2 separate regions of the Mus musculus genome follow, and region 2 is linked to region 1. Evidence: chromatin loops called from intact Hi-C (ENCODE). Cell type or tissue: left cerebral cortex. All regions are shown on one strand.

Region 1 (8,000 bases):
CAATAATGAGCTATCCATCTACAGTTCTAGTAGAATAGCTTAACTGGTTGAATTGGTCTGGTTCAAAAATTTTAAATTGCATTTGTTTATGTGTGTGTGTACACGTGCATACATGCGTGCGTGCTGCGTGTGTGTGTGAGCATGGTACACACCTGAAGGCTAGAGACCAACTTACAGGAGTCAGTTCTCTCCTTCTACCGTGTGGGTATCAGGTATTGCACTCATGTCACCAGGCTTGGAGGCAAGCACCTCTACTCACTGAGACATTTCACTAGCCCGAGTTTGTGCCTCTCTAAAGGCAAGTAGAAGCTTTCTTACTGGGATGTTTTGAGCTAAGTATCATTTGACTCAAAAGCTCTGACTGCCTTCAGCAGCACAGGCCAGGTCTTCCAAGAGACCCCATCCCTGAATCCCACCAGAGCCCTTTACCCTTTGCCCTGTTAGCAAAGACTCCAAAGAGCTCAAGGCTAAATCCATCAGCTGTAGATTGCATTTAAATAATGTGAAAATGTAGCTGTGTGTTCACTTCTAAAGGCATTCTGCAGGACAGGTCTGAGCATGCCTATTCACTACATGTTAAGATATATAACATAGATAAGTATTTATTGTGATAATACACTGGTGTTTTGTTTCCTGGTACTACTTTAAAATATACATTCTCTCTGAATAAGTGGATTTATACAATTTAGCCACATTCAATAAATTTCCTTACAGCAAGCCTTCTCTAACATGCAAGTGCAGAGATGTGTATCCTGATATTCAGGACTTGATGATAGATGGTCTCAGATTCCAAGTTGGCAAGGTGACTGCATGTGGTGGGAAACTCATCAAATTCCCCGAGGCAAGAAAGGGACAGCGGATGCTCACATGGCCACATTGGGACAGAAGGCCATGTGACACTGATAGGAGACACTGATCTCACTGTCCTGTTCCTGTAGACAAGTTTGTAGGACATTTTCTTGATTAATGATTGGTATAGGAAAGCCCATCTCATAGAGGGAAGTGTCACCTATACACACAGGAGGTCCCAGGTGCTATAAGAGAGCAGGCTGAGCAAGCCACAGAGAGCAATCCAGTAGGCAACATTCCTCCATGGCCTCCGCATCAGCTCCTGCTTTAGGTTCCCTCAGTGATTGGAGCAGAGCATAGCAGTGTCACAATTTACCCTCATGTTATCATGAGTGACAATTCCTTTCCTCCACAAGGCGTCTTTGGCCATGGTCTTCAGCACAGCATTAGAAGGCAAAGTAAGACACATACTAAGGGATGGGGAAGAGCTTGAAGATGCTGCTTGCCGATTCTGAAATTAGAGGAAAACACCACAAGTGGAGGATGCCTGGAGACCTGGGGTCTGAGAAGATGAAAGGAGAAGATCCCCCAAGAATGTCCAGAGGAAAAATGGCCCAGCAGAACTTTGCAGAGATCTCTGATTCTGAACTTTAAGATAATACAGGATGATAATTTAGGATGGTTTCTTGGTTTGGTTTTGCTAGTTTTGAGACAGGTCTCGATCTGCTACCCAGGCTGATCTCAAATAGCTGCTATCCAGTGATTGTCTTGTCTCAGTCTCTTCTGGAGTAGGACCACAGACATACACCACTGTGGCTTAGTTTTGTTTTGTTTTTTATGATACTAAATTGTGGGAGTTTATTGTAGTCATAGCAGGAAAACAGACTAAAGGAGGATAGAATTTGTCTGCAAGTAAGTTGCAGTGGTTTGATGAGGACTATGCTACTTAAGGTCCAAACACTGGAAAACTAAACAACCAAAGTCAAGACCAGGGATTTGGAAAGATGTCTACTTGGCGAATGTAGGCATGAGGACTTGAGTTTGATCTAAATCCATGTTATCAAAACAAGACAAAACAAAACAACAAAACAAAACAAAACAAAACAAAACACAAACTCCCCAAGTATTGTGGCATGTGTTTGTAATCTGAGCCCAGGGAAGGCAGAGACTGGTTGGTCTTTTGGTCCCCTGGCCAGCAGCCCAGCAAAACCAGCAAGCTGCAGGTTTCAATGAGTCTGTCTCAAGAGCAACAACAAAACCCAACAAAAGAAAGGGAGAAAGACTCCCAAGGAACCCCAGCGTTGATCTCCAGGCTCCGATGCACATATCTTCATCTCGAGACCCTGAACTTAAGTCACTTCTGCAGAGTTCATCTACTACCACAGGTAACCTTCATGAAGCTAAACGCCTGCAAATATGTGTGCACCTACCCGAGCAGCACACGCACACCCAAACAAAAGCCAAACAAAGTGACAAGTGGAGAGAAAACTGTAGTGTTTCACATTTTCTTATTAAATATTCTCTAATGCTAATTTTTCATATGCAATGATACTTTTGTTGTATGAAATCTTCTTAAATATAAACTGTCACCTGTTAGCACTGCCAGACCAAACCTCAGATGACAGAGAATAAAGGAAGATCAAGACAAACATGTTTGAAAAGCATCTCTCCATGGGGGATGGATTGGCTTTTTATGTCTGCAGGTCTCAGCTTGGCCAGGTGACTTCAAAGTTTTTATTTGGTGGATTTTTAAGGATACAAACATGTGCTATTGTGAAGGTTTCCTTTTGAAGACTGAGTGTTTCGTACACATAGTCTATGCTGCCCTGTTACCCACTTCCGATGAACAAAGGGATGGTCACCACATCACAAGCACCTGTCATAGTTTGATCTTCTGAGCCTTGACTGGACTGTGCTCTGACCATCTCTGGTTCAGCTTGGAGGAGTTTGCAAACCCAGATTCTAATACAGGTAACTTTTAAGCAACGTTCTCATATCTTTTTAATACTTACTTTTTAATTTTGTCTCTGTGTGTATGCGTGTGCACATGCGCGTATGTACACAAGTATAGATTCCTAAGAGGCATCAGATCCTCTGGAACTGGTTGGGAGACACTTGATGTAGTTGCTGGGAATCGAACTCAGGTCCTCTGGAAGGGGAACAAGTGCAGTGGATTGCAAAGCCAGCTCTTCAGCCCCTACCTATGCTTGCTTATTCTTAAACAAAGCTTTTGCTTCAACATGATAATTCTTGTTTAACTTTCCTTGGAGTCAATTCAGAGCTCCAAAATGAAAAACACCTTGGGAGCTGGTTTAATTACACAATTTGCTCAATAAATATAACTTGCTTCTCTTTATTGTAGACTATAAATAAAAGCCTGGCAAGGAAGATTTGTATTAGAGGCCAAATTAAGTTACTAATAATTTGTGAATTCTCAGACAACTTCTTTAGCTTCCTGTAGTTTTATTCAGTTCAAGTGTATATGCCAGGAACTGGAGAGATGACTCAGCAGTTAAGAATGCTTGCTGCTCTTGCAGAGGACCTGGGTTTGGTTCTGAGCACCCACATATCAGCTCACAGAGATCTGTAACTTCAGTTCCAGGGGACCTGATGCCCTCTTCTGGCCATACATATAAGTACATGGTGCAATATAAACCTGGAGGCTCTTAGACACAGAAAATAAAAACAAATCCTCAAACAACAAATGTATATATAGGAAATATATATGTTCTATAGTACTTGTAGTCTATAGCTATTCTAGTCATTAGTGACATCACTATGAGAGATCCATTCTGACCTGCCAGCAGTTTCAAGGGAAGTAGACCCTCCCTGAAGGACTCAGAATGGAGAGCATAGTCTACCAGAGCAGCCTCTGGCCTGGCCAAGAAAAAGCCTTTTCCACACCACACCTGAAAGGTGAGGAACATCTAATCAACTTAGGATTCTCCTCTGTCATACTAAGACACTGAGCGGATGAAAGCAACGCTACTGTCTCCTCATGTTCCTGAACTATACCTCCAAATGAAATTTATTGTCTAATAATAAGGAGGAATCAGACGTAGTGTTGGGAACACAGCAGGCTGGTGCACAAGGGGTGGTAAAGAGAAGCTGACATTAGATACACTCGGGTAACAACTTCTAGCCTACCCTGACTTATTTAAGGGCATGCCCACTTATAGAGAAGCAGGTGGCAACGCCTCTCAACCCGTTTGATTTTATCTTAAGTACAATCTTATCTTGGTGCCACTATTCTGTGACGAAAACCTTAATGCTGGGATATTGCAGGCTCCAATCACTGACTTACACAAACAGTTTGGATTAAAAAAAAATGAGCTTGGGCTTATGACTCTATCCCAACCCCGCATCCCCCACCCAGCACACACATCTGGAACAGCAGGAGCAGCAGGAGGAATCACATTTGGCATGGCAACTGGTGTTCATTCACTTCTGCGGCAAGAGTACCCAAGCGCCGTTTCAGCCTGATAAACTTCCCAGTTGTTTAGTTGTGTTTTGCTTTGTTTTCCAGGTAAATGTTTCCTCCCTTCCTCTGACAGGGAGATTAAGTTCCACCAGAGTTTTGGGCTCTTATATTGCATTTTTATATCAAGCAAAGTGCAAAAGATTATTTCTAGCATTAATCACTGCAGCTAATAAAGATGGGCCGCCCAGAGGTAGGGCCTGATACTAGGAAGCTTTTCTAAGCGCCTCAATGAAGATGCTCAATCGCATGTAACTCCTGTACAATCCACTAATAGAGAAACAGCGTTAATGAGGGATTGCATCATCACCAATGGGCCTGCTGAGTAGCTTGGCTCTGGTCGGCTGCTGCCAAAATGCAGTTCTCATTTCCAACAAACAAAGTCTATCTGAGAGACAGCACAGAGCCCTTCAGAACCGGGAAGTCCTGTGCATAATAATGAATCCCAGCTCTTCTTTTGCCAAAGAGCCTGGGCCCTTTCAATGTCATAGGTCAGCCCAGTGACTCAGAGAGGGCCTGATCCTTATCTAAGCGTTTGCAGCAAAATTAGAATGTGCTGTAGTCTTATTAAAGAAATGTTTGTCCCCCGTCAATGAGCTGAAAAGAAAGCAGCTCAATGCACTTTTGCAAATTACAGCAATAAACTGCTTGAATTAACTGCTTTATTACAAATATTTAATTATTCGGAGGGTTAAATATCCAACATTTTAGAAAGGCAAAAAATTAGCTACCGATTTGGTAACCTAGCTTGTTTAAAATCTCTCATGGTGGTGTGTATTTGCGTTTTTATTTTAAACAGTCCCAACTTTGAGGTGTCTTCCTTGTGAATTTAGCCAGTTTCCTTTCATTGTGAATGAAACAGCAAACACACACAGCTATCACTCCTGAGGTAAGCTGTCAAGAAAATCAAATCTGCAACTCATGAGCACCACAAAAGGCAGACTCTGTTTGCTTCTCTGGGAGCGGGAACACTTACACTGGAGGACTCCCGAGCCACAGAGGTCGTCAAGTACAACCCATTCTAAGGGACAGATAAAGTAACATGGCCATTATATTTAAACAGTTGCTAGTTAAATATTGTTTAAAGTATACACTCCTTTATTTAAAAGGGCCAAAGATTAAAACTGTACGTTAAAAAGAAAATTTGACAAATGCATACTAAGCAAAAAGCAAGTGTTCTCAGAGAGAAGTTTTTATGCCCCCACACAGAATTCTGTTCATTAATCCAAATGTGTTTTCCATTTATTAAATCATATGAGGCAGATGGAAATTATTTTTAAATAGATTTCTTAAAAAAAATTAGTAGGGAGCGTTTCTCCATAAAGCAAAGAAAAACATTACAATAACAGAAAACGGGTCAGGATGCGCCTGCACAGAGGGCATATCAAAGCGTGTTGTCGCCCGCTGTCTGTATCAGCAAGCTGACTGCTCAGGGCCAGAAAAATCTGCCATGTAGGTCCGACTCTTCACTGAAGCTCTTAAATGCGCGCTCGGAAACTACAAAGTGCTGAATATATTTTCAGTCTTTTTATGTGACGATTTACAACTCGTGACCTTAGGCAGTGTTATGCGCGTAAAACAAAATGACGAGACCACCCTGGTTCAGAGCTGAATAAAGGTAGTATAGAATCAAACTTCATTATCATTCAAATGTCAGGAGGGAGAACAACAGAAACTCCACAGTACATAGATATATAATTCTATTTTGCAGTTTTACTTTATAAAAATGCCCCCTCTTCACTTGTATTTTGCTATTAACCAGCTCAGAGCAAGTAGACAATTATCTAAGCTTAATGTTGAAGTAATAACGTGCTACAAACATTAAAACCCTTGAGGCACGTCAGCTGGGGCCTGTGGGGGATAAAGCCGCGACCAGTTGCTCCTCGGGCTGCCCACCCTGACGTTCAGGAAAATTATCGTTTTGCTTGATTCAGACCCGGACACTGGGAGCCCCTGACATCGGGATGACTGTGCTGGCAGCATGCCTCCTGATACCCACAAGAGCTGTCCCTGCTCTCTGTCCCATGAAAGGAGTCCTTGTTACTTCTCTTTGATAGCTGGCACACTGCCCCTTTCACAGACCCAACGAACCGTCATCTTGGATGTAACAAATTAGTACATTCTCAGAATAATAATAAGCGCAGGCATGAAAACACCGTTGTTTTTACTTGGAAATGAAGTAACTCATTTTAGCTGAGTGACTTTTTTCAGTGCAGCACCCCAGGCCAAAGAGAAAAAAAAAAGAAACTTTTTTTCCCCCTTCTGAAAAGAATGGTCAATTTCAAGAGAGATATGACACACGCTTTACTGTAAAAATCTGAGAAAGTCAAATTAATTGGGGGGGGGGAGAGCTTTCACTGTAGAATAATTAAAAAGAAAATTAGGGGCTCAAAGGAAATCCACACGTACCTAAGTGATGTGTCATTAGAGAAATAGGATCGGAGATGACTCACCATGGTACTCAGTTCTGATACCAGGTTAAGATGTATCTTGTGAATTTTTTTTTCTACTTGTAAAAAAAAAAATTAACTAGGAGTTAAGAAAAGATCCGGTATAATAGAAAACTAATTGAATGTCTCGAGTGTTAAAACACTAGAGAGTACCATGAGCATGTTTTCATATGTTAATAACCATGTCAAAATGTTCTTCCAGTTCTCAGAAACATTTCCTTACCGGTGAGGGAGCTTCTCTAGTCTCAGGACCGCTCCTTTTACTACATTAGTAAGAGAAAGCTAATGTTTACACATTTGCATATGGGATGAATCTACTTCAAAGGCGACCCACAACCACACGGGAAACACCTTTGCTCTCTCCCTACCTGGCAACCTCAGAAAGTCTGGAAAAAAAGGCCATGAGAACCTCTGTTACTGGATCTTCACAGCCGCTCCAGCTAAGGGCTGACCTAGGCTCCAAATAGCGAGTGTCCTTTTCAAATAGACGGTCAGTTGAGATTGGAAGAGCTGCCAAGAAGTGCGGAAGAATAAACTAAATAAACACTTATTTATACTCTTGTAGATACGGGCCAATGTGGACGTTAGTTAGCTCCAGAGGACGGCCTAGAGATTTAACAATCACTAATTTGTTCTCTGTTCTCGCTAGCTCTTGTCTCCTGAAATAAATGGTCATATTTTAATACAAAATGTACTATAAATTTATTAAACTTTCTGGTTCAGATGAGTTCAAAATATCTCATTATAAACGGAGACTGTCCTGAGAGGCAGTCAAGCATGATTAAAAAGATCACTCTTTTACACAAAAAAATAGCCTTCTTACTTTACCCTTTGTTGAAAAGACATTTGGCCAGCCACAGGGGAAAGACATAATCTACTTTTATATTCAAATAATTTATTTGAAAACTCCATGGCTACGATGACCCTAAATAATTCTGGGTTGAATATACATATTACATGGGTTTATGTGACCTTAACCACTGACTTGTTTTAATGTGCCATCAATGATTTTAGCAATTATTTTTTTAAAGGAGAAAGACACATTCTAACACTTTGATTTAAAAATTGCCATTAAATAAAATTATAAGGAAAGTACACGTTAAAGCGCAGTGTATTTCTGCCAATAAACCCGCACACCCAGAGTCAAGCTTGGGATGTTACTTGCTGTCCTCGAGCAGCACCCATCTCTCTGATCTGACTCACATTCCAATACACCATCTACCTGGTGACAACGTGTCAGAAATGGTGCCATCGCTATTTGGCTTTCATGGAGACAAACAGCA
Region 2 (8,000 bases), 120 kb before region 1:
TCTAGAGACATGAAGATGGTCTGAAGACCACAAGTTAACTGCTCATGGTCTGATTGCACTGTGTGTCACTCATATGACACCCTACTGCCATCCCAGTGAAGGTTACAGCTCGAGAGAGACTTTTGGATGACCAGTCAGAGAAAACACTTTCTGCCTGAGATAGGGCCCATGGTACCACCAAGAACTGAATCTGATCACCAGACTCTCTGAGCTATGACAGACAAGTAAGGTATGCAGGCTTCTGACTGAAGAAAGTCTTGTGCCAGCCCCTGAAAGGACTCTTTGTGTCTGAAGGACAACACGGCTAAGGAGTCTGGAAGGGGAAGGGATGAGGTCAGAAGTGGGCTGTGCCCACGAGCTTCCTCCTTTCCCCCTTCACATCTGCCTTCCAAGCCACCAATGCACACATTCCTGCATTACCACGGAAGAATCTCAGAGGTATCTCCTGGTGCATAAGTGGTCCTCAGGAGGTCCACCAAGCTGTACCTTCTGCACCCCAGACCACCTGCTCTTTTCTCTCAGTTTGGAGTCAGGAAAAAAAAAAAACAGAACAAAACAAACAAATAAAAAAATTCAAAAAAACTGTTTGAGCTGTTTCTGACTTCATATCCACGGTCCCACTCCCCCGCTCTGCCAGCACTGTAGGTAATGGGCTCCGCTTACCTAACTGATTCCTGGACTCCCAGCACCTGAGCTCTGTGCTTAACTATTTGTTGAGGGAGTAAATAAATGGGATTTCCTTTCTATAAGATGAAGATAAAAGATGGGTAAGCATGCACATAGTTGACATAAATCATATGAAAATTACTTGGTAGGGCTTTTTGTTTGGGCTGTGGCTTATCTGCAAAGGTTCAAATCAAGAACTACCCGAAATGTGTTTGATAAAATATTAGGATCGAAGAATTAAGGCAGCAAATTTGCACAAAAGCTGTGTGTGCATATATGTAATGAAACTTGCAAATAATATAGTTTGGGGTGATACATACACATATACAAACAAACTATATATATATGTATATATACACACAAATATATATATACATATATATTATATAATTCAGAGTACTCACTTCTGAAAACAAACACACACACACACACACACACACACACACACACACACACCCCTTTTCTCTAGTATTTTCCAACTTTCACTATGAATTGCCTAGATAAAGACAGTGTGCTCTATGTCCTTAAATATACCATGATATTCTGTCATGTGTCAAGGCTTATGGGAATCGTATTTCATCAAATGCATTTTTGGAAAATTTGTAACTCAATTTTCCTTAATTTATTCTCTGTTTCTTACATTTGAATTTAAGTCCTAATTAAAATTTTCCACTTCGGGAAAAAAAAAATTCCTACCAGTTAAGACCAATGAGCCATGTGCTTTAAAATGCCTATGTTGGTCACCTTTAAAAATCACACTCACATTTTAAGAATTATTTCCAAAATATTACTTTCCTAGGGAAAAAAAAGATGGACAATACTTTAATAACACAATTATGCATCCAGAAATAATTGTACTGCTGAAGCAAAGGGTTGAATTTGGTACATGCTCATGTCTTGACTCTGAGCACAGGGCTATTTTTCCCTCAGTGTGTTCTTTTAGTAACAGAACGTCTACACAATGACCTGTGACTGTCCACCACAGTCCAAGACTGAGATCCAAAGTTGACTGTGTCACCACCTTTGTGGACAATCCTGGGTTTGCTGTGCACTCCCACGTGTAAGGTGACGACGGTCTGAGTAATTCTTTATCTTGTATCTCGCACGTACATTCAGTGAACGGCACAGGTTCACTGAGCTTAAGGGACCAAACAGTTACCAGCCTTCTGTTCTCTACAGCCTCAGTGTCCCCAAGAAAACTTAGTCTGAAAGTCACAATGCTTAATAGCCTTTAAGGTTTTTCTCAGCTTGTACTCTTAGGAAAGTGGAAAAGAGTAGGGGGGTCGGGGAGGCAGAAGGGGAATGGGGTAGAGGCCATGGGCTGAAGGAGACCAATAACAACACATTCTGTTGGACCATGTTACTCTGCTACTTAACACCTTATGTGCTGATTTAAAAAATGGAAACATAAAAAAGTTTGGCTCTTGCCTCTTGGAATAAGATTGAAATGACACGGAATGTGTCTAGACTGAAGCTTGTGGGCTCCAGGAATTTTACACAGAGCCACCTAGCCTTCAGGTTCTCAAGTACAGAACTGTGTTATACTACATGTGGCCAGCACCTTTGTAATTTCAACATATAGCTTAGATTTATAAAAAAAAAAAAATTAAGGGAACTATTCCCCAAATGTGCTTTAGAGAATTCATGGGTACGGCTGAACATGTAAACCTAACAGCAAGTTCAAAATCAATGTAAATATCATCCCAGAGAAGTTGCCTATTTATATTGTTTTCTGAGACGCTCTTAGTTTTTAATGAGCAAGGTTTAGCTAAAAACAAAAAGTGTTAATTACATAAATATGCTCATTCTCAAAGCATAACGCTGTGTTATGATTAATAAACAATGGAAAAATGAATACAGAAGTATTTCAGCAGAATCGCTGTTGCACAAACAGCCTTGGGAATCACTACATGTTTATTGGGAAAATGCTTTACTTCTGACAGAGCTACAAAAGCGACATTAACCTTCTTGAAATGCAATAGCAAAGTCAGAGATGTAAGGCTCCCCAGCAGGCGTGGTACCAGCCATTTTCTGAAGAAGGTAAACAGAATAAAACACGTACTTAACGCTCCAGCAAGACCGGGGTTAATCTTCCTCTAGAGGATTCAGGACACACGTGTGTCTGAAGGAATCGCTGTGCAGATTGTTCTAAAGACAAGAGTCTCGGAAATGAAGAACCATGTGTTTTCTGCTTGTCTTAGTTTGGACCCTGCTGGTCCTGCAATTTTGTACCCAGCATCTTCCAATTTGTTCTTACATAGACATATATCTATCTTTTGGAGGTAGGCATTAGCCACATTGAGAGGTTTCCAAATTCTTTCATTTTATCTGATATAAGATTAGGTCATTGTGATTCTGAATCAAAGAGCATGCTTGCTTATGCATATATATATATATATATATATATATATATATCACCCTAAAACATCCACAATGTATCCTAACCCAGCACTGCCAACAAGCCCAAGTCTCTAGAATATAAGTTAAAAATGTGTGCTGAAATAAACATGGTACAACCACACTTTCAGCTGAAATATTTTTCATGAGATTAATTTTGTCACTGTTATTTTACCAAGAAATGTTATTTATCTATTCTTATTTTATTTTAAGAGATTCACACTTGAAAATGTGTCCTTGTTTTAACAATCCCAAATTAATTAAGATCGGTTATGTAGGGTTTCTTTTTTTTTTTTCTCTTATTTTAGTTTGAGACGCATTAAAAAAAATAAAGGTCAGAAGTCAAAAGGGATGATAGCTGATGGTTTTGATAATGCTAATTATATATTACCAAGAAGAAGATAGAGAGGGAAGCATGACTACAAAAGAAAGATAAACATCCCAATTCTGGATTTAAAAAAATAATGAAAAAACCCCCTTAAAATGTCTTTGTACTTCACTGTCATAACTCAAAGCCATAATGAAGCCTGAATTAAAAACGTCAGCTTCTGCGAGTGTTGATAACTTGGTTCTTTGTTGGGCAAGTCAAAATGTGTCTGTTTGATAGGTAAAAATGACAGTCTAAAAATGGGAGAAGTGGGTTCTAAAAAAAGAAACACACACACACATGCACAGACACACACACACACACACACACACACACACACACACGACTCTTTCAAAAAGGCCCATAATGTACTTGAAGGAAGACCTGTAGGGCAGGAGGTATTATCTTTAGGAAGTCACCAGGCAGCACTAAAAAGCAATGTCCATGTCCAATCAAAACGATTTCTGGGGCTGCTGGGGCTCCTGCATCTCAGTCTTCACACTAGACTGGAAACCCTTTGTACTAATTACCAGACTGTACCAGATTTTCTGGTTCAGTTCAATCCTATAATTGACTGACAGTGATGGGCAAGCAAGGGGGGAATTCAGGCTCGCTGCTGCAAGCGGAGGGTCAGAAATGGCTCAGACAGCTCATCCCAGCCTGGCCCCAAAATGAGGCTGAGTAGCCACCATCAGCGTGCACTTTTAATTCCCATGGTAAGAAAAAGAGGAAAACACAGCAGCCCGGAGCTGCCTGAATCTTACAGAAAATCATAGCATGCAACTGGTCTTTGTAAAAGGAATGGAGAGCAGTAATTTTAGCTGTCACCTATTTATTTTGCTTTTGGTTAGTATGTATCCCCCTGACTCCAAAATTCAAGTGGGGCATCCAGCAGACATTAAATAGACTTTGAGCCCGTTTGTAGAAACTCAGAGAAACAATGTTGCTATTTCCTCTTACAGCTTAAAAAAAAAAATCAGCAAAGATTGAGGCGTGTTGAGCTCGTGAAGTGTGGTGCATCGGAGTTGAGCACTCCAAAGCACTTTATGTCAACTTCCTAACACCCTTACTTGCCTGCCATTCCCTGTGTAACCCTAGCAAGCTCATGACATTTGTCTATAAAAATCAGAGTTTAAAACTGTACAAGAATAATTTCCATGAAGTTAGAGTTAGTGCACTAAAAAAAAAAAAAAAAAAAAAAAAAAAAAAAAAAAAACCAAAAACCAAAAAAAAAAACACCAAACCAAACCAAGCCAACCCCTCACAAACAACGTCACAGTGCACTCTTTCAGATAGTTATGGTCCATACCACTGGGATTCACCCTGGGCTCTTTATATTCTCACTTACTTAATAAAGGAAAAGAGCAACTCTAGCCTTTGCACTGGGAGACATTAAAGCACAGGTGTCAGACCCAGGGTCAAAACAGGAACCAGGCAGGGCCTTTCGGGAGGCAAGGGAGAATTATGTGCTATCATGTGGAGGTCAATTGACTTGAAACTTAATCACAGGTTAAGCCCCCTTTCTTTCCATTCTAAAGGAGAAGCAGCACCTGTGCCAGCAGCCACTCACCCTGCACTTGACACAGCAGCCACGACAATTTTTTAGTTACAAGTCAATTACTTACTGGAATAGAAAGAGGCTTTCACTCATCCCATGGATGGCCACTGTTCTGGAGAAATCTGTCAGGTTTGCTAGAGGAGGAAGAAGAAGAAGCAAGAGGAGGAGGAGGAAGAGGAGAACAGAGACAGGTGGAAGTTAAAAAATCCATGGTTCTCCACAAAGTTTCCGAGCTAGGCCAGCCCACCCGGGCAGAGAAGCTGCGCGCGCAATCCCTTACCTTCTCGGTACTGCCCAGAGCTCTTGGGGGTGAGGCCTGTCCCAGCAGACAAGTCCTGGGACCTTCCCCATCAGAGGATCAAGGTTGGGTGCGAGGGTGTGGCCGTGCACCTGAGGACAGGAGCCAGCTAAGTGTGGACAGAGAGAGCCAGCAGGAGAGTGTCCCCTGCCACAGTCAGCCCTGAGCAGGGACTTGGAACACACTGGCTGTGGACTTTTGTTCAAAGCTGTCGTTTTTTTTTCTTTCCCTTTATTTCTTCTTTCTTTCCTTCTTTTTCTTTTTTTTCTTCTTCTTTATTTTTTTTTTTAGTGAAGCTAGATTAGTTCATACAAAACTCAACAATGCAGCACTGAAACCCATTGTTGATATTCAACATTTTTCACATAGCGGAACAGAATAGACAATACGGTATCTAAGAAACCATGGGCTGGATTGCACGCTGATGATGCTGTGTCCTTCTAGGGGCCTGTAATCCCTTTTTATTACCTACCACAGTAAAAACAAAACAAAACAAAGCAGCAAAGAAAAAACAAACAAAAAACAAAAAACAAAACAAAACTAAACCCAAAACAAGCAAGCAAGCAAACAAACAAAACCCCCAACAAGACGTGTTTGGGACTCTCTCAGAATAAATCTATGACATTGCTCTTCTTAGAAATAGGAGAAATTGACAGGGAATCCCAGCACTAAGTCCTGAGGCACCATTCCCACTCAAGCAAGTTACTGATTTTAAAAACTACCGTTATCCTAACTTGTATGTGAACACCCACGGGCTTTTAACAACAAGATTATTTGAAGATGTTTGTTTAAGCCCAATATTTAAAATTAACTTGATTTTTCCCATGCCTTAAGAAAAATACCTGGAAAGTGACTTGTTTCAAGGTCCCTAGGACCAGAGCTAAGATGGCACAGACCATTGTTATGAACTTGTGTTGCTATTATTAATGAGTTATTATTTATTTCGCTATTAAGAGAATAGTAATTTCCAGGGTTTGGGGAGGGGGTTGGTTACCTCTTACCTAGCTCAGTGAACAATTTTTTACCTTTAACATCATGTTTCAATTTTACTATTTCAGTTTGAAAATGTGTACTGGTAAAACCATTCTTAACCGGGTGGCGATGCCCATTAACCTTTCTGGTGATCTGGCCCAATCCCTTTAAAAAACGCAATCCAGTTCCCACGCTTTTCTCAAGCCTCCCAATGGCCTAGGTAGCCACAGAAGTGATTGTTCCAACTGGGTTCTTTTCATCACTTCTGCAATTGACCAATTGACAACTGATTGATGGTTATCTTTTCACTTCAACAATGAAGGAAATTACCATCACTATAGCTATGTACAGTAAATGCCTCCGGAGTAAATTACATGATTCTAAAATTCTCCTTAGCTCACTTGGTAAAAACATCAACACAAAAAACTTTCTTTTTTGTGCTGCTTTGCAGCATCCCAGATTTGGCCTTTCCTGTCAGCTGCAGAAAGAGAACTTGACAGCTTCTTTAAAAGGGGAGCATAAAGGAGCTGGGATAAAGGAAGCACTGGGCCTGTCTCAAGCCAGTGGCCGTTCTTTGCGTTTGGAAAAAAAAAAAAAAAGTAAGCATGGGTGTACAGATAAGCCCTATAATAAGATTCCTGTGACCCACCATTCCCTGGGACCTGGACGTTCTCTCTGAACTATTCCTCAACACAGATTCTGAACACAGAACAGCCAATTTATTTCGAGTAGGTACGAGTTCTCATCTACAGTTTTTCAACCTTCTTGAGGGTTGCAAGACCTCCTGCCCCGCCCCCCCGCCCCCCCAACCCTAAGCTCAGCAGGCAAGCTCCAGCAGATGCTACAGGGTAAAGGACACAGTGTTCCAGAGGATGTGCTGAAGGACAAGAGCTCAAACATCAGCCCCAAATCTAAGCTTACTATAAACATGGACTACATTCGCACACAAAAGGCCCAGATCTTGTCAAGGATGGTCAGTCAAACACTTTTTTTTTACACTTATGTAATTAAAATTGCCCCTCCCCCCACCATTGGAGAAGTGAATATACTTATAGAAGACATATTGGTAAATTTACCTGTCTTACCACTCCCCTTTGATTACTTCTTTAAAGTGGAACAAAAATAAAACCCCCACACACGTGTAACTAAGATACAGGTCTTATTAGGCATCTAGATGTTTTAGAATTTCCTGCTTAATACTAAAAGACATGAGGAACTAGACTCTTCTCTTTTATGATAACAGGGTCTCAAGTAGCCCAGGCTGCCCTTGAACTTCTGACTTTCCTACTTCAAGTTTCCTGAGTTTCTGTGACTATAGGTGTGCACTCTGTTCCATTTTATGCCTCGGTAGAGATCCAACTCGGGGCTTTGTAAACGTGTTCTCACTGAGCTGTATCCTCACCATGCATTACAGCTTTACACTCTAGCATATCTTGGCACCGTTGAACATGGTTACATACATAGTATTCATGCATTTCAGGGGGCATCCACAAAATATCTTAATTATATTTTACAGATGATCCCTAAAGACACCTGTGTTAAGGAGCTCGTTTACAAAGTATTCCTGGATATGTTTCTACCCAAGAGGCATTGCTCTGTGTCACCAGGTTTGAAGACCTCGGTGTAAACTTTTCCTCATTGCATTAACCTTAGGCTCTCCCTTTTGCCCCTAGTCCTCTTCAAAATACAGATCTAGCACAGCCTCTCTCACCAGGGCTTCCTCACTTCTCACAGTCCAGTGT

The links. A loop is a pair of places that touch in the nucleus more often than their neighbours do. Peaks named below come from ENCODE experiments on the same cell type or tissue, not always from the same donor. Only the 100,000 strongest peaks of a DNase experiment are listed, where the experiment ranks them.
Region 2: it touches region 1 in a loop (5-fold over the local background); 5 of 42 quality-filtered maps call a loop at or near these places.

The regions. Positions count from the first base shown.
Region 1 is chr3:34,442,202-34,450,201 of GRCm38, reverse strand. No RefSeq gene overlaps it. Among named protein-coding and RNA genes, the nearest start is that of Gm20515, 7.4 kb to the right of the region's middle. In left cerebral cortex, a CTCF peak has its summit at 3,406 (motif pointing left); DNase peaks (open chromatin) are centred at 5,784, 6,296, 7,168, 7,972 and 3 more places; H3K27ac peaks cover 3,771 bases.
Region 2 is chr3:34,557,838-34,565,837 of GRCm38, reverse strand. It overlaps Sox2ot (SOX2 overlapping transcript (non-protein coding)), which reads right to left and starts at 5,457. Exons shown (of 5, transcript NR_015580.2): 1 at 5,269-5,457; 2 at 5,056-5,122. In left cerebral cortex, no CTCF peak of the experiment used is centred here; no DNase peak of the experiment used is centred here; H3K4me3 peaks cover 1,516 bases; H3K27ac peaks cover 671 bases.